Linked DNA regions of Homo sapiens: region 2 is linked to region 1. A link is a loop called in an ENCODE intact Hi-C map of the cell type or tissue named here. Cell type or tissue: PC-3. All regions are shown on one strand. Each heading gives the region's core, and the rest is flanking DNA. Links, peaks and the distances in the headings are about the cores only.

The links. Hi-C counts contacts between places; a loop is a spot of excess contacts. Peaks named below come from ENCODE experiments on the same cell type or tissue, not always from the same donor. Only the 100,000 strongest peaks of a DNase experiment are listed, where the experiment ranks them.
Region 2: a loop joins it to region 1, with 12 times the contacts of the local background. A loop is called at or near these places in 4 of 110 quality-filtered maps.

What each region holds. Positions count from the first base shown.
Region 1 is chr12:75,284,175-75,295,589 of GRCh38, forward strand. It overlaps CAPS2 (calcyphosine 2), which reads right to left. Exons shown (of 17, transcript NM_001355024.4): 12 at 9,075-9,193; 13 at 7,570-7,646; 14 at 5,447-5,601; 15 at 787-906. It overlaps CAPS2-AS1 (CAPS2 antisense RNA 1), which reads left to right. Exons shown (of 4, transcript XR_001749213.2): 3 at 10,869-10,994. Among named protein-coding and RNA genes, the nearest start is that of CAPS2-AS1, 32 kb to the left of the region's middle. In PC-3, for the core only: CTCF peaks have their summits at 5,805 and 6,004; no DNase peak of the experiment used is centred there.
Region 2 is chr12:74,742,039-74,753,453 of GRCh38, forward strand. No RefSeq gene overlaps it. Among named protein-coding and RNA genes, the nearest start is that of ATXN7L3B, 210 kb to the left of the region's middle. In PC-3, for the core only: a CTCF peak has its summit at 5,470 (motif pointing right); no DNase peak of the experiment used is centred there.

The DNA of each region.
Region 1 (11,415 bases), core at 1,829-9,828:
AGTACACATTTATAAATATTATGTGGTGAATTTGTCTAATTTAAGGTTTTTACTATGTCTCTTGCCCAGTAAAAGTAGAGACTAATTTCTCTATTTGGGATTTCTATAGTTATTTACATTATATAGAATAGCTTTGTTTCAATATTAAGTACATATGCAAAAGAAAAAAGATAACTATAGTTCTCAAAAGTATGCTATAAAAAATGGCTACCAAAATCCAAGTAATACATAGCTTCCTATTAAAGTCAGTACTCCTGTTTTTAATTCCAATTTAACATGATTATCTTAATTTACAAGTTAATATTTATCATGCATATTCTAAAGACCAGAGAAACATTTTTTAGTCATCATCCTAAAACAAAATGACTGGAGTATTGACACTGGAACAGCCACAATGCTAAGAATGGTATATGCATTATCTTATTCAATCTTTACACCAACTCTGTGAGATAGGAAACTGAGGCTTAGGAATATTTTATAATACATATATTCACGTAGCTAGTCATTTATGGAGGCAACAACTTATGGAGCTAGTAATTTGTTAACCAAAATTTGATTTCAAATTTTATTTTCCTTTCATAGTATTTTTCTAAAATATATACACAAGTTATTTTGCTTCATTCTGGGTTGATTTGTATGCATATGGACCTGTTTTCTGTTTTACTAAACCCAACATATAAGTAAATAGATTTAAAACTTTTAAATGGTAATTCATTAAAGTTTTAAAATACTGAACCTAACAATCTATTAAAAATAACAATTTGAAAGATTACTTAACAAAGTTACCTTTCGAACATATGATTTCCTGTATTCATTCATTTCACCAATAATACCACGTTTGAATTCTCCATAATCAACCTTGCCATTGCCATTGTCATTCAGAATTAGCCATGCAGACTCAAAATCCTAGAAACAATCAGAGATAACTGTTGCATTTTTAAGTTACATATCGTCACAACAAAATCATCTTAGTTGTATTTTGTTACATCTTCTGTAGTCCTAGATATAACTCATTTAATAAGAAAATTGAAGAAGCTACATAAAAATCCAATCAAAACCACTAAAAAAGTGATTTAGAGGAATCTGTGGTGAATGGTTCTGTAAAGTTAGGAGCCATTTAGGAATGGCAATAGCTCACAAATTTACTTTTTTAAGTTTTATTTTTGATGGACAAATAATAATTGTATATAGTTATAGGGCACAATATGATATTTCAATACATGTGTACATTGTAGAATAATACAATCATATCTATCATCTTAAATATTTATCATTTATTTGTGACAAGAGCACTTAAAATCCTCCCTTTTAGGTATTTTGAAATATACATTATTATAAACTATAGTTTCCATGCTGTGCAATAGATCACCCAGAACTTAATCCACTGTGTAATGAAAACTTGTACCTTCTGACCAATTTTCCATTTTCCTTGTATACCACCCCTCTCCCCATGCTCTGGTAACAAACTTATCTTTTCAACTTTAATTTATTTCTATATCTATACATCTATCTACCTATAGATATATAGATATGTGTGTGTGTCTGTGTATGTGTGGTTACCATTTACTCAGTTTTGAACATTTAAATACTTTTAATGTATTATATCTGTGTTAATTCAAAAGTCACATCCGGTCCTGGAGTGCTTCCAATGGCATTATAACCACTAATTATATTTCTGCTAGTCTTCATGCTTGAAAATATAGATTTGAATGACTCTAATATTATTCTACAATTTACACTGAAAGGTATAATTTGGAATAAATCCCTTATGCCAGTTTATTCACTTTACCATTACCATTTACTTCTTCATCAAATGCACTATTTAATAGAAAGTTCTAACACAGTTTTCCTTGACAACAAAGAAATTACAGCATCATTTTCTCAAACTCAAGTAAATATATTTTTTCAATGTTTTAATCAAGTTGTTAGCTTTAAATGTGAATGTAGATAAAATACCTAACAAGGTGCTTAGCAAATAATAGGTACTCAAAAAACATCATCTTCCACTCCCTCCTATTTTTTTCAAATAAAACTTTAACTAGAAAAACAAAATCTAAAGATGCCTGCCTTCCCTCAATTCTCAACAACCCCATACATCTTTGTCTATCATAATGTACTGCACATTATGCAGACTTTAAGTGTCTGTGTAGTTAAACTGAAGATGAGCTTGACCTTTAAAATCATGAGTAATATGTACAGGAGAAGACCAATTTGCTCATCCAATTCATGGATTACTAGAATTGAAAGATACTTCTTAAAGCTTAAAAGAAATAATTTTCAAGAATTGAGTAATTTAACATAATTGTCAACAACAAGAAATACATATTTATATTTATATATACTTAAGAGATATAAATATATATACTCTTTCTTTCAAAGATACAGTACACAATGGAAAATAATTACATTTAAAAAAGCTGAAGGAAATCACTAATAGTAACTCTATATAAATTAGGCTTTTTAGGGTACATATCAATTTTTTTAATCTCAAATCAGGGAGAATGGCTGACTATGCCTTCCCACAAACATTCTTGTTTCAAAATTAGACCTAGGTTAGTGATTCTTAAGTTCTTCTTCTCGAGCTGTTTGTATATGCTTATCATTGCATGAGCAGTTTACAGTGATATTACAGAAAAAATATAAAATATTAAAATATATGAGAAAAGGAGGAAGCATGCTCATATTTTCATAATATGTTCCCTCTATGTTAGAAGTCTTATATAATTACTGTAGTTTTTGTTCCTAGATCTAATCATAACAATTTAGCAAATTAATCAAAAAGGGAAGTATTGTTATGATACAGAAAAATTACTAGACGGGAATATGTTTTCTGCGTTCTAGTCCTATATCAGCTATTACTTGTGTGTGATTTTATAAACACATACACACGCAAGCACACACACACAAACACACACATATATATACATATATATATATTATATATATATGTTTTCATCCATAGGACCAGTTCATAATTCCCATTGCCCTTCCTTGTTCTTGTTACAATCTTTTATTATGACAGTTGGGCACTTCAGGCCTTAGAAAATGGAATCTCTCTCTCTCTCTCTCTGACCTTCTCCTGCCCTTCTTTCACCTTAAGCTCCTTTCCCTCTTCAAGGCAGGAATCGTCTCCTGCCTTTCTGTGTTGGAGCTGGCCATAAAATATTCTCTGACCTCCCTTGTCTAATTGTAGGCCATAAGACCCCCATTTCAGAAGGGGTCCTGCCCCCACCATGGAGGAAGGAATGCTGCTCAGAGGCCAAGAAGAGTCAGAACAGGCATTCCTTCCTGGGTTTCCTCCTTCAGTCTATCAGTATTAGGTCATACACTTTTGTCCAATCACATTTCTACACAGTTATGCATGTATCAGTCATGTCTATCCAATGTAGTCTCCATAGAAAAGCCAAGAGGACAGGGTTCAGGGAGCTTCTGGGTAGCTAAGCTTGTGGAGGTTCCTGGAGGGTGGCACCCAGGGAGGGCATGAAAGCTCTGCACTCTTTTCCCGATACTTTGCGTATTCATCTCTTCATCTGTATCCTTTGTAATATCCATTAGAGTAAACCAGTAAATATAAGTTTTCCTGAGTTTTGTGAGCTGCTCCAGCAAATTAATTGAACCCAAGGAGGGGGTGGTGGGAACCCCCAACTCGAAATTAGTTGATCACAAGTTCCAGGGACCCAAACTTGTGACCGGTGCTCTATGCAGAGTGTGTTGGGGGAAGGGGTTGTCTTGTAGAACTGAGATCTCACCCTGTGGGATCTGAGGCTACCTCCAGGTAGATAATGTCAGAATTGAATTGAATTAGAGGCTATCCACTGGGTTTCTACAGCTTGGTATGGGTGGAACCCCCACAAGCATTTGGTTGCAGAAGTATTCTGTGTTGATTATTACTGTGTGAAAGCAGAGGAAACATAGTTTGTGTTATTTTTCTATTCACACTCATGTGATTGTAAGCAAAGACATCAAGGCTTTCTAATTTCCTATTGCTGTTTTGTTATTGTTGTTGTTGTTTTAATCTACAAAACGAAGAGAGGAAGTTAGATGATCCCTAGTATGTATCACTAGGTAGGCAAAAGATTAAACATCATAAAAACCAAAAAGATGGGTATGTCAGAACAATGTTAGGCAACATGATATTGGCACAGAATTGTACAGCTGATATGGCAGATTCCCATGTAATTTTCTTATTTGAGCTTCCAAGCAACTCTAACTATAGCAATTACCTCTGGATTGCTCAGGCAGAGCCCCCCAATCAAAAAAGTTAAAAGACTGGTCCAAGATCATACAGTTCAAATAGCAAAGCTGGAACTTGAACCTAAATGTCCTAAGTTCAATTTACAGTGTTCTTTCTACAAAATACACATCTTGTGACAAGATCATTTGAAGCAAAAGAGAACAATGCAAGAGATCCTTTATCTGAAATCCTTGAGACAAATGTGGTTCATATGCTTTTAGAATAAAATCCAACCCTCTTAGCATGACATGCAAGACTTTAATGTACCAGACATTTCTCTCCATTCTTCTCTTTTCCTTCCTTCCATAAATTTATCCATTCAAACTAATGCATTATCTACTTAACTTTCCATATGCTGGGTTCTATTTCAGATGTTAATAAAGAGCAGGAACACAAAAACACTCTGGTCCCCACCCTGATGAGACTTAATGATCTACTGGCAGGCAGAGTCAGAAAATATTTACAAAGTGGCATGAAAAAAAATAAAATGAGAAATTGGTATAGAAAGGACCAAGGATCAGATGGGAGTGCTCCTTTAGACAGAAGTGTCAGGGTAATGCTCTTGACAGAGAAAGCTGTGGCCTGAATACTAAGAAAACCCAGTATGTGAAGATCTAGTAGAAGATTATTCACAGTGGAGGGAACAGTATATGTGAAGATTATTAATCATTTGCAGTGTCAGAAACAGGCCACACTCCCTTCCCCTCCAAGCTTTCACATGTGTCTCCTTCTCATAAAATACACATTGTCTGATTCACACTCCTTTTTCTCCCTCGTCTGGTTAATTCCTCCTCAACCTTCAAAACTCAGCTTAGATGTATCCTCCTCCAGGCATCCTTCCATGATCTTTGTTCTCCTTCCCCACAACCTGTCTTGGAATCAGGTACCTACCCCATGGTGTTCCAACAACATTCTCCACTGAATACATATTTTGTTTTATGTTCATTGTCCTTCAATTATGGTGATCTTGACAGTACAGAGTATTATCTCAGAGCTTAGCACAATGCCTGGTTATTAAGCTCTTTATAAATATAGGATGGAGCAATGTTTAAACTTTAAAAACCAACAGGGCTTGTAACCTGATAGCTTAACACTGATAAAGGGCATAGAGAAGGAGAAAATAAATGAAAACTAAAATTTCAGTAGAACAGTGAATAATGCCACCTAAGAATAACATATTATCTGCTGCAGAGAATTTTCTGTAGCACATACCTTTTCAGACACTTCTAAGTGAAACACTTTTAGAGCTTGCTTAAAATCTGCCTTATCTAAAAGTCCATTTCCTTCCTTGTCCAACTGTTGAAAATATTTTCCCAATCCAGTCAAAATACGAACACCTCTTTTATGTAGTTTTTCTTTTAGCACATCTGTTCAACAAGAAGAGAGATGAAAACAAATTGTTCCTATGCATAAATGTATAAAGCCGCAGTTATCTTTCATAAGAAAATTAAAGTTGATGTAACTGAAATAAGGAATGTGAATATTCAAACAAATCAAATGTAAGACAAAAGACTTTGGAAAATAGGATGTTTTTAATCAAGAGGATTAAACATAAAATCACATGTAAATATGCCAGAACTATAGCACCACTGTGTGGTGGAAGTGGTATGTTTTTAAAACAGAAAAATACAGTTTCACTTTATCACCAAGAGAATAACCTAAATATTACAAATAAAATCTTAGATTTTGTTGTGTAGACAACCTCTTTAACCACCCCATATCTTTAATCTGTTTTCCTTTTCTTAGTTTTTATCAACTGAATTACAAAATTGATGACAGGCAAGTCACCCAAAAATTATCAGTTCAACATTTTAAAAATAGTTTGAAATCTTCAAATTGTAACTTCTATACAAAATAGCATCAAAGCTTTTGAATTCTATCCTATACTTATATATTTCATAAGAGGTTATTTGCTTAGATCCCTAGCATTCTCTTTGTAGCTGTTATTTCACTTAATGCACTTTGTACCATATTTACTTAAGAATAGATTGGTAACTTTACTAAAGCAGTTATTAGATATAATACATGAGAGAAAAAAACAAATGTCACCAAGTTCAATTGTGACAAATACTGTATTGACAATGATATAATAAACTGTTTACACACTTTGGCATCAAGAACATATGAGAGTCCAAACGAAACTTTTCAAATCTGTTTCTTGCCTTCTTACTGTGAGCCCCTTATCTTTAAAAGATAAATCAGGATTCATGAAAATTCACAAATTAGGCCAAGTGTGATGGTTCATGACTATAATCCCAGCACTTTGTGAGGCCAAGGTGGGAGGATCACTTGAGCCCAGAAGTTCCAGACCAGCCTGGAGAACATAGCAAGACCCTGTCTCTACAAAAACATAAAAAAAAAGATTTAGCCGGGTGTGGTGGCATGCACTTGTAGTCCTGGCTACTCAGGAGGCTTGAGGCAAGGAGGCTCACTTGAAACCAGGAATCTGAGGCTGCAGTGAGCTGTGATTGTACTATTGCACTCCAGCCCAGGCAATGGAGCAAGGCTCTCTCTCAAAAAAAAAAACAAAAAAAAAACATAAATTACATGTTAATTTCTGTGATTGCTTATTCAATATCTTTCTCCATTTTATACTATGAGATCCAACAGAGTAACTGTCTAATCGAGTCTACCATACTGCATTTTCCCAAATTTGGAAAATGTTTAAGTATCCAAAACTGACATATATCTAATTTATTACCTACAACAACCCTGGAAATTTCATATGAGAAGTACTATCATCCCTATTTTAGAGATGAAGAAAGAGATGCAAGAGATTTCTCTAAAGTCATGTGTGTCTTGCACAACAGAGTCCAAACATCAATCTGGCTCCCAGTCTAGCTTTTTTTTCTTTTACACTAGGACACCACAAACCTCTTCAGGATGTTATCTAGTACATAAGACAAGTATTATATTACAAAAATTACTTTCACATTTTATTCAGTTTATGAGTAAAACCCATATTATCTAGTAATTTCTAAAACACTTAATTTTATAATTCATATAATACTAGTTAGGACCATTAAAGTAAGGAAAATCTTAAAACGTTTAGAAATCCTAAACAATAAAAGCATATATATATATATATATATATATATATATATATATATATATAGCTTATTTTAAAAAGTATATATATATATAGCTTATTTTTAAAAGTATATATATATATATATATATATATATATATATATATATATATATTCTTTTTTAAATAAGCAAAGGGTAAATATAAATCAAGTGCCACTGAGAAATATCTGGGAAAATGCTGTTTTACTGATTATAAAAAAGGACTGAAAATTCAAAGTACTTGAGAGTACAGTAATAACACATACCTTGAATTGCTTTGAAGACCAGCCTATCATTGGTTTCTTGAATGATTATATCATCCTCCTGTTCCATAGAAGCAGTTCTGCAATTGACATGTTCACAGGGATGAAATATATATATATTCTATTTTACAATCTTGAGTATAAAACCTCTAAGCTCTTCCCTGCTCCAGACTCAAAGAAGCTCTCAAACTTGGAAGAGTGCTTAGAATTTAATCAAGTCCCAACTCTGCCTGCTGCTTTGATGCCTAAGAAGATTAAACTGAGAGCTAAAATCCTTAAAATCTTACAAGGACTACTTGTAAAACTACTTGTTTTGTTTGTTTTTTGTTTGTTTGTTTGTTTTTGAGACAGAGTCTCGCTCTGTCACCCAGGCTGGAGTGCAGTGGCGAGATCTCGGCTCACTGCAACCTCCGCCTCCCAGGTTCAAGCGATTCTCTCACCTTAGCCTTGTGAGTAGCTGGGACTACAGGCACCTGCCACCACGCCCAGCTAATTTTTGTATTTTTTAGTAGAGACGGGATTTCACCATGTTGGCCAGGCTGGTCTCGAACTCTTGACCTTGTGATCCGCCCACCTCAGCCTCCCAAAGTGCTGGGATTACAGGAGTGAGCCGCTGCGCCTGGCCAACATTCATTTTGTAACAATTTTAATGTTTTAAACATTTAATTAAAACTATTAAATTTAAAAGCAATTTTACCTTGCAAAGCATAAAATGAAAAACTATTATTTTTAAAAGCCCCCTCAAATGCATTCATTTTTAGCAATATAGTAAATGATGAAGAAACACAGACTTCCTTACAGCCATTTTGTAGGATATAGCCTCTAATGTGTATATATATATAAAATATATATTATATATACATATTATATATGTATCTATACATATTATGTATGTATAGATCTATACATAATAGATCTATATATAATGTAATATAATCTATAATACATATATAATATGTATATATTATATATTATATATAATATCACAGGAATATATATTTTTTAATCAAAATATATATTCCTGTTATTAAAAAAATTCATTTTAAAAGCAATGTTTGATGTCTAGAACTAATTTTTCACTGTGCACTTTATCAATCAATGAATACTGTAAGCATATGGGACCCTCAGACTTTTTTAGATACTAAAAAAAAATCATAATAACAATGTGAAAAAATTGTTATAGTATTGTATTGATATCCTTTTTTAAATTTATTTCTTTTGGTAATACTTGGTAAAATAAAAGTGTTATAGCAAAGGCAAATTAATAAGGTATCTTTAACATAAAATTGAATATTTTCAAATATTTCATTGATTATAACTGTTCCCACACATGAAGTGTATTTGAGTACAAGATAGTACATAAAAAAGACATACGTAGCTATGCTTGTTTTTTCAAAATATAAACCTTAATGAAGTTATAAATACCTTATAGTAGAATGTCATTTTAAGATAATTTAAAAATAGTGTTTTCACCTACTTTCAAATTGCCAAATGCATATTTAACTTACTTGAGAGAATCCAAAGCTATTTGATCAATATTTGTGATTCGGAGTTTAAGTAATGTGTTTTCTTTGATGCTTTCTGGAAGGCTGAGATGATCAGAACTCAAAAATGTCAAGGTTGCACCCTAAACAAAAGAACAGATGAATGAAGCTAGAAAGCATGTAAGAAATAAAATATAACTAACATCAATTTTAAATAATGGATTTTGATTAATGTGACACGATATACTTTAACAAGGGTAAGAAGTATATTTGGAGAATGCTTATATGTATTTGGAGAAACTATATAGATAAACCAATATCTCTGTCAATCTCAGAAGTCTTCTATTTAACAATCCATGTGAACAAAAAAGTCAGCAATATAATAAACTCAGTTTGTTTAATGAGAATGAGAGGAAAAAAGAACAAATAATTTAATTTAAATTATGACCTCCCTGAATAGAGCTAATGGCCTACAGAATGACATACCACAAACTGAAGAACTGTGAAGATTTCTCATACTCTTTCACAGCTGAACTTTTGATGACAGATGTTGCCTAATTATAAAACCTAATTTCAACCTAATTAGAACTTCAAAACTTCAGCCACAAAATTCCTATCAAAAAATCTTATTCTAAACTTATAAAATGATTATTTTAATTTCTGAGCTGCTCAAATAAACAAAGCCAGTGTAAGGACAAATACCAAATATAATTTTTATTTTTTTTTGAGATGGAGTCTCGCACTGTCGCCCAGGCCGCAGTGCAGTGTCACGATCTCTGCTCACTGCAGCCTCTGACTCAGGGGTCCCAGAAATTCTCCTGCCTCAGTCTCCGAAGTAGCTGAGTTACAGGTGCCCACCACCACGCCCGGCTGGTTCTTATCTTTATTTTTTTGTATTTTTAATAGAGACGGGGTTTCACCATGTTGGTCAGGCTGGTTTCAAACTCCTGACCTCGTGATCCACTTGCCTGGGCCTCCCAAAGCGCTGGGATTACAGGTGTGAGCCACCACGCCTGGCCAACAAATACAAATTATAAATAGGGGCTTAATTCTGCCTGTTGAATATAAAGGAAGGATGTCCCTCCCCTCCATTTTCTCAGCACATTTACTTTACAGAATTTGTAATTGTAATGTAAGTACTTTCTCCTCTCTTTGAAATGTATACAAATACTTCTGAAAATTAGATAAGCCTGTTGTCAGCTTTATGACCTAGATAAGGCTTTCTCAAGGACCGGTGAGCCACTCTTTGAGTGTAAACAGCAAGGGAGAGAGCACTGTTATCTCCCAGTTTCTGTGAGAGGGTGGGAGCCTAACTTTCTTAGGCACCTTGCTCTAAGTGCAGAACCATCTCCTGTCACAAAGATATGAAAAGTTTGTTTTTTCCCCCTCCCCCACCTCGGATAAAGCCAATTAGCTAATACAGATAGTCACTCTAATTACCAGGTCAATCTAGGATAAACTATGTGTGACAAATGGTACCCCGGAGTCTTCTTACTTGAGGACTAGTTATTGTTTACACCAAAAACATGTATGTGTCGGGATAGGAAGGAGGTGAGCCCTTTCCTCCCCATCATAATGCTCATTGCCTACATCCCTGTAACAAAAGGCAAGTTTACAAGAGAATAGCAAAACAAATTTATTAACGTGCATAAGCATAGGAGTCATACCAAAAAAAGAAAAAGAAAAAAAGAAAGAAAACTCAAAGAGCCAGATGGCTGATACTTAAATAACCTCCTCACTGGGGAGAGGGAAATGGGGGAGGTTGTAAATGAATGGGCCTGGAAGACCAGACAGTGTTTTGTAAATGATTCCCTTTAGTTGCTGAATGGGACCAAAGGACAAACAATAGCCTGTGGACAAGTTATGAGAGGTGAAGACCCGCCTGTGTAACAGCGAGACCATGTCTCAATTGAAAAAGAAAAACAACAACAACAACAAACAGAGGTAAGATGAAAACTGAAAAAAGATTTCTCAATTTTTTTAGTTAAAGATTTAAACATATTTGACTACAAAACTTGGCAATATTTACCTATACTTCAAATTTAAAGCTTTGTGTTTTTTCCTGGTGGGCAAATATTTCACCTCCCCAGCATTTGGCAAATAAAGCCTTTTGGGAAACCAGCTAGCAAGATGCTGCACCACCATAACTGTCAGTATGATGGAAATCAGTGTATATCCAACATGGCCCTTTTGCACTTATTTAGTCTTTCATCCAGTCTTCACTGACTAAAAATCTGGACACATACGATGTTCGCTTTGTCTTCATGTTTTCAATACAAAAATAGAGATATTAAAAATATGGCTTCAGGAATAAGAGTGGTTTAGGCCCTTGTACAAGTTGCAGCTTATCACATTTAAATCCATT
Region 2 (11,415 bases), core at 1,327-9,326, 540 kb before region 1:
ATGTTCAGCTTTATCTTTAAAACTGTGTCTATTCTAGTGTGTGAGAAGTGGTATCTCATTATGTTTTATCTTTTATTTCCTTGAGGACTGATGATATTGAGCACCTTTTCAAATGTTGATTGTTCATATGTATGTTATCTTTTTTGAAATGCCTATACAAGTCTTTTGTCTTTTATAGCTTAGCTTTTCTCTTATTGATTTATAGAAGTCTTTATTCTTGATATAAGTTTTGTCACATGTATGTATTGCAAATGTTTTTCTCCTACTTTGTAATTTGTCTTTTCACTTGGTTAATGGTATCTTTTGATAAACTCCCATTGGTCTCTTCTAATTCAATAAAGTATAATTTATCAAATTTTTCCTAGTGTTAATGTTTTCCTTAATGTTTTTCATGTCCTATTTAAGAATTGTGTTCAAATTGGGCAGAAACTAACTTGAGAATCCTGAAAGAAAATTAGCATCGAGGATGAGATAGCCTTTATTTTAGTAAATATTTCTTATATTTATATTATTTATCTTTCTATTATTTTTATAATGCTTTAAGAGCACGGTGCCATAGAACTTTCTGAGATGATAGATATGTTCCACATATTCACTATCCAATATGGTGGTCATAAGCCACATGTGGCCATGAGACTTTGAAATACAGTAATGCAATTGAAGAAATGTATTTTAAATTTTACTTGATTTAAATTTAAATATAAATAACTACGTGTGTCTAATGGCTACCATATTGCACATACAGCTTTAGAAACTTTTGACTGTCTTTTCCAGTTGACTCCTATTTCACCTTGTGAACCTGATTGCCATTTAATTTTATCACCAATTTAAGAATAAGGAAACAGAGGCACATAGAGGATAAGTAACTTGTCCACCATTGCAGTACTGTTAATGAGTAGAGTCTGGAATCAAATCCAGGTCTATCTGATTCTGGTCTTGTTTTAAAAACCATGAGGGCCGGGCGCGGTGGCTCATGCCTGTAATCCCAGCACTTTGGGAGGCCGAGGCGGGTGGATCACGAGGTCAGGAGATCGAGACTATCCTGGCTAACACAGTGAAACCCTGTCTCTACTAAAAACACAAAGAATTAGCCGGGCGTGGTGGCAGGCGCCTGTAGTCCCAGCTACTCCAGAGGCTGAGGCAGGAGAATGACGTGAACCCGGGAGGTGGAGCTTGCAGTGAACGGAGATCGCATCACTGCACTCCAGCCTGGGCAACAGAAATCCCAGCACTTTGGGAGGCTGAGGCTGGGGGTGGATCACCTGAGGTCAGGAGTTCCAGACAAGCCTGACCAATATGGTGAAACCCCGTCTCTACTAAAAATACAAAAATTAGCCGGGTGTGGTGACATGCACCTGTAGTCCCAGCTACTCGGAGTCTGAGACAGGAGAATTGCTTGAATCCGGGAGGCAGAGGTTTCAGTGAGCTGGGATCACTGCACTGCACTCCAGCCTGGGCGACAGAGTGAGAATCCGTCTCAAAAAAAAAAAAGAAAAAGAAAAAACACCTTCAGGACCTATATATACAAAATAAAACCACCATTAATTTTGAGAAGAGAAGAGATACTTGTCTGAAGACACAGAAAACTACTTAAATTAAAAAAAAAAGTTGAAATAAAGCTCAAAACCTAAGCCATCTCTTCCCTATGAAGCCTTCGCAATGATACCAGCTCAGATTGGTTTTTGTGGTTACAATTCCCTTTGTACTTATTCTTTAAAACATCTAATTAGTGTCTTATTGTAAATTGTATTTTCCAATGCTCTGAATGACAGAAATTGATAGAGTTAGAAGTAACTTATAATAGTAGCATTGTTCTCCTGTTTATGTTTTCATACATGTGTTTATTATATTCCCAATGTGATTAGAAACTGTAAACTTCTGTGCTCAGTTTCAAGTCACTAATAACTGGTCATTTTCCTTTGGAAATATGGAATGGCTCAAAATTGAATCTACTTAGGCCCTTCCACCAATCAGAACTATTTTTCTATCTTCTCTCCTTTTGTAATTCTTATCTTAGTGAACACTATCCACGTAGTTTCCCATATCAGAAACCTCATAACTTTGTCTCACCCACCTTCTGGTCCACCTGTTTTTAAAACATCTCTTGTGTCTTTCTCATCTCTCTCTAGCCTCACTGCCATATTATTAGATGAGGACTTCCATCTCTTTTTTCTGTTATATTGTGAGATTATTCTAACCTGTTTATTTTATGCTAGTCTTGCATTCTTCCAATTATTTTTCATCATGCTCAGAAGCTAGCACTCTAAAATTCAAATAATAACATGCATTCAACAAAAGGTTTCCAATATGTATATTACATACCCACTATGTTCTAGACACCATGCTGCCTATAGAAAATACAGCCATAAGCACAAAAGTTAAATTCTTCTCCATTAGCTACTAGTCAAAGTCCAAACTTATAATTGCACTTTGTAATCTGCCTAATTCTCCTATAAAATCAAGCACCAACTCCTATCTCTTCCCCCAAGGAATATTTCTCCCCATATATTCTATTCCCACCAGAAGTTTTTCTACTTCATTATGGGTTTTTGTGCCTTTGGAATTTGATGTGTACTTTATACTGTCAATAATGCCTTTACTTACTGACCTCCAAAAATTACATACAGCTCTATAACAACCAATTATATTTCAAAATGTGTGAACTTAAATATTCAAAATTTGTGAACTTAATGTTATTACTTTTGAAAATCTCAGAGACAGAAAACTACTTCCATGCTAACTGGGTGGAGAGCAAAATTTTGATATGAGTAATTCAGAGAAGTTTATTAGTTTGAAATGTTATTTCCTTTCCTTATTAAACAATAATAAATCACTAACATTCAGTAGTCTCTTGTTTTCCATTAATTTTGTAGAAAACTACAGTTTTTACATTATGTGATTCTTTTTTTTAAATACTTTAAGTTCTGGGATACATATGCAGAACATGGAGGTGTGCCACATAGGTATACACGTGTCATGGTGATTTGCTGCATCCATCAACCCGTCATCTACATGAGGTATTTCTCCTAATGCTATCCCTCTCCTAGCCCCCCACCACCCGACAGGCCCCAGTGTGTGATGTTCTCCTCCCTGTGTCCATGTGTTCTCACTTTTTTTTTAACTTTTAGGTTCAGGGCTACATGTGCAGGTTTGCTATATAGATAAATTGCATGTCATGTGAGTTTGGCATACAGATTATTTCATCACCCAGGTGATAATCATAGCAGCTGGTATGTAGTTTTTTGATCCTCACCCTCTTCCTACCCTCCTCCCTCAAGCAGGCCCTGGTGTCTGTTGTTCCCTTCTTTGTGTCCGTGTGCTCTAGTTGTTCCGCTACCATTTATAAGGTAGAACGTGCAGTATTTGGCTTTCTTTTCCTGTGTTAGTTTGCTTAGGAAGATGGCCTCCAGGTCCATCCATATTGCTGCAGAGAATATGGTCTCGTTCTTTTTATGGCTATTTTTCGTGGTGTACATGTACCAGATTTTCTTTATCCTGTCTACCATTGATGAGTGTTTAGGTTGATTCCATGTCTTTACTATTGTGAATTGAGGAGAATTCACATCACCACATGGAATTGTTTACTAATAATTTTTCATATTCTGGCAAACTACAAAATACCAAAAAGTCACAAAATAAACTTGAGTGTTGTTGACATGTTTGGGTTTTCACTCTCAAGGGTGACTTGCACATATTTTTAGGTGTCCAATTTTAAGTGATACCCTAAATGTTTTATTGGAAAGAGGACTTAAAATGAGAATAATTGTCATGTATACAACAGGAACATGCCTAGCAAAAATTAAGCAGAAAAAATTAGCAAAAACCTAATGTTCTGTTTCATTTTAGAGCTTTTATTGATTGAAGGAAAATAAAAAGGAAGAAAACACAAAGAAATGACATGGTTGTCTTAGTTAACAACTACCATCTTACATGATTATCTGTCTTTCCTGTCTGCTGCTACATTTAATAACTTGAAGGCAATTAAGAAAGAAGGGACACAAAGTATATAATATTATGTCCAAAGCAAATGACTTACTTTAGCTTTTTTTATTTTTACTATGTCTAAATGATTAACTTCATTAAACATACTAATTTATAGACTTTGAAATTAATGATATACTACTATGTTTGCTTTAAAATTAATTTTCCAATTTTAAATAAGCACTTGAAAATATCATTAATCCTCCTGTATTTATTATTAACAAGGTTTATTGCTTATTTCCATTGTACCACATATTTAGCTAATTTCTAATATAAATATGAAAAGCATGATTCTGATTACCCTTAAAGAAATTGAAGTCTAGTAATGAAGAAACACAAAAATTAACAATTACAATAAATTATGATATCCTGTGAAATACATTAATTGTAGACTATTAATAATTACAGTATACAAAGTATCTCTTTATGTGTTCCAAACCGTACTAGTATTGTTTCATTCATTATTATTGAGAATCTTATGCATTACTTTTTATTTCTAATGCCCAGAGTAAAATTTTCAATGTGGCAGAGCCAGTATAAACTGCCAGTCCTATTTGATTTCAGAGCCTGTGTGTTTTATATGTACAGACAAGAGGCATCTAACCTAATCAACAAAGTCATTCAGCTATGCCTTGAAAAAACATCGGATAAATACTTGTATAAGAGAAGGTAAGGTACATGATGCACTGGAGAACTATTATTATTTTATTAAGCCTCTAAAATGAGAAATGTCACAGAAATGGGATCTAGAGAAAGTGGGACAGTAACTATAAATGACCTCATATGCCATTGTTCACTATTACAGTGTCCTGTATTATGTATTTTATGTTTGAATTCACACAAATCTCATTATTTAAACTGTAATTCCTGAGCTTTACTATATTTAAATGTGTAATATAAATCTTCTCAAAACACATTATACTGTACCAACTTACACAGGAAACTTTTAGCACATACTTTTCTTGATGATTGTAATTAAGTTTGTCGATGTTCACATTGCCAACAGTAAGCTACTGACTAACCATTCTCTTTTACTTGCTGGATATTAAATAATTAAATCAAACATAAAATGTTTTGTCTTTTATTGAAAATGCAATGTGTTCATAATTCTTCTTTAAGAAAGTAGAGCCATTCTATTTTGATTTAAATAATTTCTTGATTATTTTTATTGGTAAATATGTAACTTGTTTATTTTAAAAATAAAACCTATATAGGTATTTCTAAATTTTATAGGATTATTTTTCAGACCAATGTTTTGTGAACCTGCTTAATATATTATAAACTTTAAACAGGAGACACTGTTAAGAGTTTCAAACTGTTTAAACTCCATTTGTATTGTTAATAGTATTTCATTTATACTGTTATTTTTTTTCCATTAGTATAGTTAATATTTTTCTGTAAATATCCAGCAGTTATTTAGTTTAGGTCTCATGAGTTTTGCCAATTTTATAAGTAACTGAGTCTCCAGTAACAGCAGAGGGAGCTCACAGTGTATGATTTAGATTATTGCTAAGTATTTGCTTCTGTGGTTCAATGTCAGGCTCTTAAAACTAAAAGTTTTATTTTTTCAAAGGAATTTGCATAAATAGGCAATGGCAGATACAATTTATGTACTATGCTTTATAGCAATAAAATATAGAGCAAAATAAATTTGATAACTTCATTACATATGCATTCATTAAATTCAAACTAATGAAAATTAAACTTGAATCACTTCCAAGTGATACAATTATCCTAGATTTCTATGTCTCACTGAAATCTATCTCCTGAGCTCCAGACTTTGATATCTATTCAGTATCTTTCTTCAGATGTGTAATAAACATCTCACTCAGTCCAAAAGTAATCTTCCCTTTCTGTCAACCTGTCTCTCACAGTCTTCCCCATCTCTGCTGAGGATAACATCATCCTCTAATTGCACAAACCACAGCCTTGGATTCACCTTGACCTACCTCTTTCTCTAAAATCTTAGGTCTCACCCATTGTAAAATTATTTTTGCTATTCTTTCAAAATATTTTAGAATGCAATTACTTTTCAATAGCTATATGAATATAGATGCTACCATCTATCATCACTTCTTTCTTTTTTTTTTTTTTGAGATGGAGTCTTGCTCTGTTGCCATGCTGGAGCGCAATGGCACAATCTCTGCTCACTGCAACATCTGAATCCTGGGTTCAAGGGATTCTCCTGCCTCAGCCTCCCAAGTAGCTGGGACTACAGGCCCGCACCACCATGCCCGGCTAATTTTTTGTATTTTTAGTAGAGACAGGGTTTCATCCTGTTAGCCAGGATGGTCTTGATCTCCTGACCTCATGATCTGCTCACCTTGGCCTCCCAAAGTGCTGGGATTACAGGCGTGAGCCACCGTACCCAGCCCCATCATCATTTCCTACTTGAATTGCTACAAGAGCCTCTTAAAGACTATTCTGCCCACTTTTTGATGGGATTGTTTATTTTTTTCCTGTAAATTTGTTTGAGTTCATTGTAGATTCTGGATATTAGCCCTTTGTCAGATGAGTAGATTGCAAAATTTTCTCCCATTCTGTAGGTTGCCTGTTCACTTTGATGGTAGTTTTCTTTTGCTGTGCAGAAGCTCTTTCGTTTAATTAGATCCCATTTGTCAGTTTTGGCTTTTGTTGCCATTGCTTTTGGTGTTTTAGACATGAAGTCCTTGCCCATGCCTATGTCCTGAATGGTATTGCCCAGGTTTTCTTCTAGGGTTTTTATGGTTTTAGGTCTAACATTTAAGTCTTTAATCCATCTTGAATTGATTTTTGTATAAGGTGTAAGGAAGGGATCCAGTTTCAGCTTTCTACATATGGCTAGTCAGTTTTCCCAGCACCATTTATTAAATAGGGAATCCTTTCCCCATTTCTTGTTTTTGTCAGGTTTGTCAAAGATCAGATGGCTGTAGATATGTGGCATCATTTCTGAGGGCTCTGTTCTGTTCCATGGTCTATATCTCTGTTTTGGTACCAGTACCATGCTGTTTTGGTTACTGTAGCCTTGTAGTATAGTTTGAAGTCAGGTAGCGTGCCTCCGGCTCAAAAAGTGGGCAAAGATATGAACAGACACTTCTCAAAAGAAGACATTTATGCAGCCAAAAGACACATGAAAAAATGCTCATCATCACTGGCCATCAGAGAAATGCAAATCAAAACCACAATGAGATACCATCTCACACCAGTTAGAACGGCGATCATTAAAAAGTCAGGAAACAACAGGTGCTGGAGAGGATGTGGAGAAATAGGAACACTTTTACACTGTTGGTGGGACTGTAAACTAGTTCAACCATTGTGGAAGTCAGTGTGGCGATTCCTCAGGGATCTAGAACTAGAAATGCCATTTGACCCAGCCATCCCATTACTGGGTATATACCAAAAGGATTATAAATCATGCTGCTATAAAGACACATGCACATGTATGTTTATTATGGCACTATTCACAATAGCAAAGACTTGGAACCAAGCCAAATGTCCATCAATGATAGACTGGATTAAGAAAATGTGGCACATATATACCATGGAATATTATGCAGCCATAAAAAATGATGAGTTCATGTCCTTTGTAGGGACATGGATGAAGCTGGAAACCATCATTCTCAGCAAACTATCACAAGGACAAAAAACCAAACACCACGTTTTCACTCATAGGTGAGAATTGAACAATGAGAACACATGGACATAGGAAGGGGAACATCACACACCGGGGACTGTTGTGGGGTGGGGATAGGGGAGAGGGATAGCATTAGGAGATATACCTAATGTTAAATGACGAGTTAATGGGTGCAGCACACCAACATGGCACGTGTATACATATGTAACAAACCTGCACATTGTGCACATGTACCCTAAAACTTAAAGTATAACAACAAAAAAGAATATTCTGGCTTTTTTCCATGTAACTTCCACCCTCAGTTTATTCTCAGCACAACAGCATATAAAATCTTTTAAAAATAAAAGATCTGTTGTGTCACTCCTTTCTTCAAAACCTTCCAATGGCTCCCCATTTCATGGAAAATGAAATCCAGTATCTTTTCAATAGCCTATTAGGCCTAGTACAATCACTCCCAAGAGAAAGTCTTAGACATAGAACTCTTAGCAGAAAAAAGTAGAATCTGATTAACAGGGGTGGGCGGGGGTGCCTTGGAGAGATATTGGTCAAAGTGTACACAGCTTCAGTTAGAAAGCATGATTAAGTTCTGGAGATCTATTACAGAGTATGATGACTATAGTCAATAATAATGCACTCTATACTCGAAAATGGCTAAGAAGGTAGATTTTAAAAGTTCTAACCACAAAAAATGATAAGTTTGTAAGGTGACGGATAGCTTAATAAACTTGATGAATAACTTAATTAAATCATTGTGGATTTACTCATTCCAAAATGTATACATATACAAAAAATCATGCTGTATTCCATAAATAAATACAATAAAAATATTTTTAAATAAATGAAACAAATTTTTAAAGAGGTACCAAAAATTCAGTAATCAAGCTAAATAATATTTAATGTAATAAACTAAAAATCAATATCAAACAAATATGTAACAAGGAAAATATCAAAAATTTAAATATAAGCAGATTACTCTTGTTAATTTATGACCCGGTATCATTGTGCAACTGGAACAGTTGTTTGTTATCAACTCTCTTTTCCTGGGTCTGGGCAGTGGTCGTCACTCCTTGCCTCGCATGTTTATGAGAGTTCACAATGATTTGAAAATTGATTTAGCATCTGAGATTTACTATATAAATATATCTATTCTATAAGCATATATGTAATACATAAAGGTATATGTGCATAACACACTATACATATATATAGGTCTATGCAGGCATACTTCATTTTATTGCACTTCACAGCTACTGTGTGTTTTTCAAATTGAAGGGTTGTGGCAACCCTGCATTGAGCACATCTTTTGGTGCCATTTTTCCACAAGCATGTGCTCACTTCATGTCTGTGTCACATTTTGGCAATTCTCACAATATTCAAATTTTTTCATTATTATTATATCCGTAATGATTCTCCATGATCAGTGATCTTTGATGCTACTATTGTAATTGTTTTGGGGCACCACAAACTATACCCACATAAGACAGCAAACTTAATTAATAAATGTTTTGTGTGTTCCAGCTGCTCTGCCAACGAGTTGTTTCCATGTTCTCTTTCCCTCTCAGATCTCTGAGGAGACACAATATTGAAATCAGGTCAATTAATGACCCTACGATAGTCTCTAAGTGTTCAAGTGAAGAAAGAGTTATATGTCCCTTGCTTTAAGTCAAAGGTTCTAGGGCCCTTAAGAATTATGCTAAATCTACTCTGCCTGTGCTCCATTAATGAAAGTCAAGTCAAAAGCTAAAAATGATTAGCCTTAGGGAGGAAAGGCATGTCAAAAGCTGAGATAGGCCAAAAGCTCAACTTTTTGTGCCAAACTGTTAGCCAACTTGTAAATACAATGAAAAAGTTCTTGAAGGAAATTAAAAGTGCTGCTCTAGTGACCACACAAATGATAAGAAAGTAAAACAGCCTTTTTGCTAATAGGAAGAAAGTTTTAATGGTCTGAACAGAAGATCAAACCAGCCACAGCATTCCCTTAAGCCAAAGCCTAATCCAGAGCAATGTCTTTTCTTTGATTCTTCAAAGCTGAGAGAGTTGAGGAAACGCAGAAGAAAAGTTGGAAGCAAGCACAGATTGGCTCATGAAGTTTTAGGAAGGAAGCTGTCTTCACAACATAAAATTGCAAGGTGAAGGAGCAAATTTTGATGAAGAAGCTGCAACAAGTTCTCCAGAATATCTAGTTAGGAGAATTGATGAAGGTGGCTATGCTAACAATAGATTATCAATGTAGATGAAATAGCCTTCCCTTGGAAGAAGATGCCATCCAGGACTTTCATAATTAGAAGTCAATGCCTGACTTTGAAGATTCAAAGGACAGATTGGCTGTCTTGTTAGGGGATGATGTAGCTGATGACTTTAAGTTAAAGCCAACGCTCATTTGCCATAATGAAAATTCTAGGCCCCTTAAGAATTATGCTAAATCTCCTCTGCCCTTGCTCCATAAATAAAGCAACAAAGCCTGGATGACAGCACATTTGCTTACAGCATGGTTTACTGAATATTTTAAGCTCACTGATGAGAGCTGCTGCTCAGAGAAAGAGATTTTTTAAAAAAATATTACTGCTCTTTGACAATATGCCTAGTCACCCAAGAGCTCTGATAGAGATATACTAGGAGATTAATGTGGTTTCCAAGCCTGCTAACACAAAATCCATTTTGCAGCCCATGGTCAAGTAGGAATTTTAGCTTTCAAGTCTCATTATTTAAGAAATACATTTCAGAAGGGTTTAACTTCCACAGATAACGATTCTTCTGATGGATCTGGACAAAATAAGTGAAAAGCTTTCTGGAAAGGATTTAATGCCATTCAGAATATTTATGATTCATGGATGGAGGTCAAAATATCAACAGGAGTTTGGAAGAAGTTGATTCCAAACTTCCTGAGTGACTCTGAGGAGTTCAAGACATCAGGGGAGGAAATCGCTAAAGATGTGGTATAAGTAGCAAGAGAACTATGATTAGAAGTAAAGCCGGAAGATGTGACTAAATTGCTGCAATCTCATGATAAAATGTTAATGGATGAGGAATTGCTTCTTACGGATGAGTAAAGAGAGTGATTTCTTCACATGTAATCTATTCCTGGTGAAGATGTTGTCAATGTTGTTTTAATGATCAAAGGGTTTATAATGTTACATGCACTATGTTGATAATGTAGTGGCCGGATTTGAGAGGATTGACTCCAATTCTTAAATTATACTGTGGATAAAATGACATCAAACAGCATTGCATGTTACAGAGAAATCTTTCATGAAAGGAAGAATCAAGTAATGTTATAAACTTCATTGTCGTCTTACTTTAAAAAATTGCCACAGCCACTTCAACCTTCAGCAACCACCACCTTGACCTGTCAGCAGCCATCAACATCAAGGCAAGGCTCCCCACCCGCAGAAAGATTATAATTTGCTGAAGGTTCAGATGATCATTAGTGTTTTTAACACTAAGGCATTTTTAAATGAAGTTATATATATATTGTATTTTTAAACCCAATCCTATTGCACACTTAATAGATTACACTGTAGTGTAAACATAACTTTTATAAGCACTAAGAAACCAAAAAATATATGTGATTCGCTTTATTGCCATGGTCTGGAACCAAGAACACAATATCTCTGATTTATGCCTGTGTGTGTGTGTTTCTATAGGGGCGTATGTGTAGGGAGATGTATGTTGTACACACATTATATACATAGGATGCATACATAGAGAGTGATGTATTATATGTGACATGTATCTCCATATATATATAGTATCTTTCTATCTCTATCACTCTTTTTCTCTCTACTTCAATATATACATATGTCTTCCTATATATATGTATA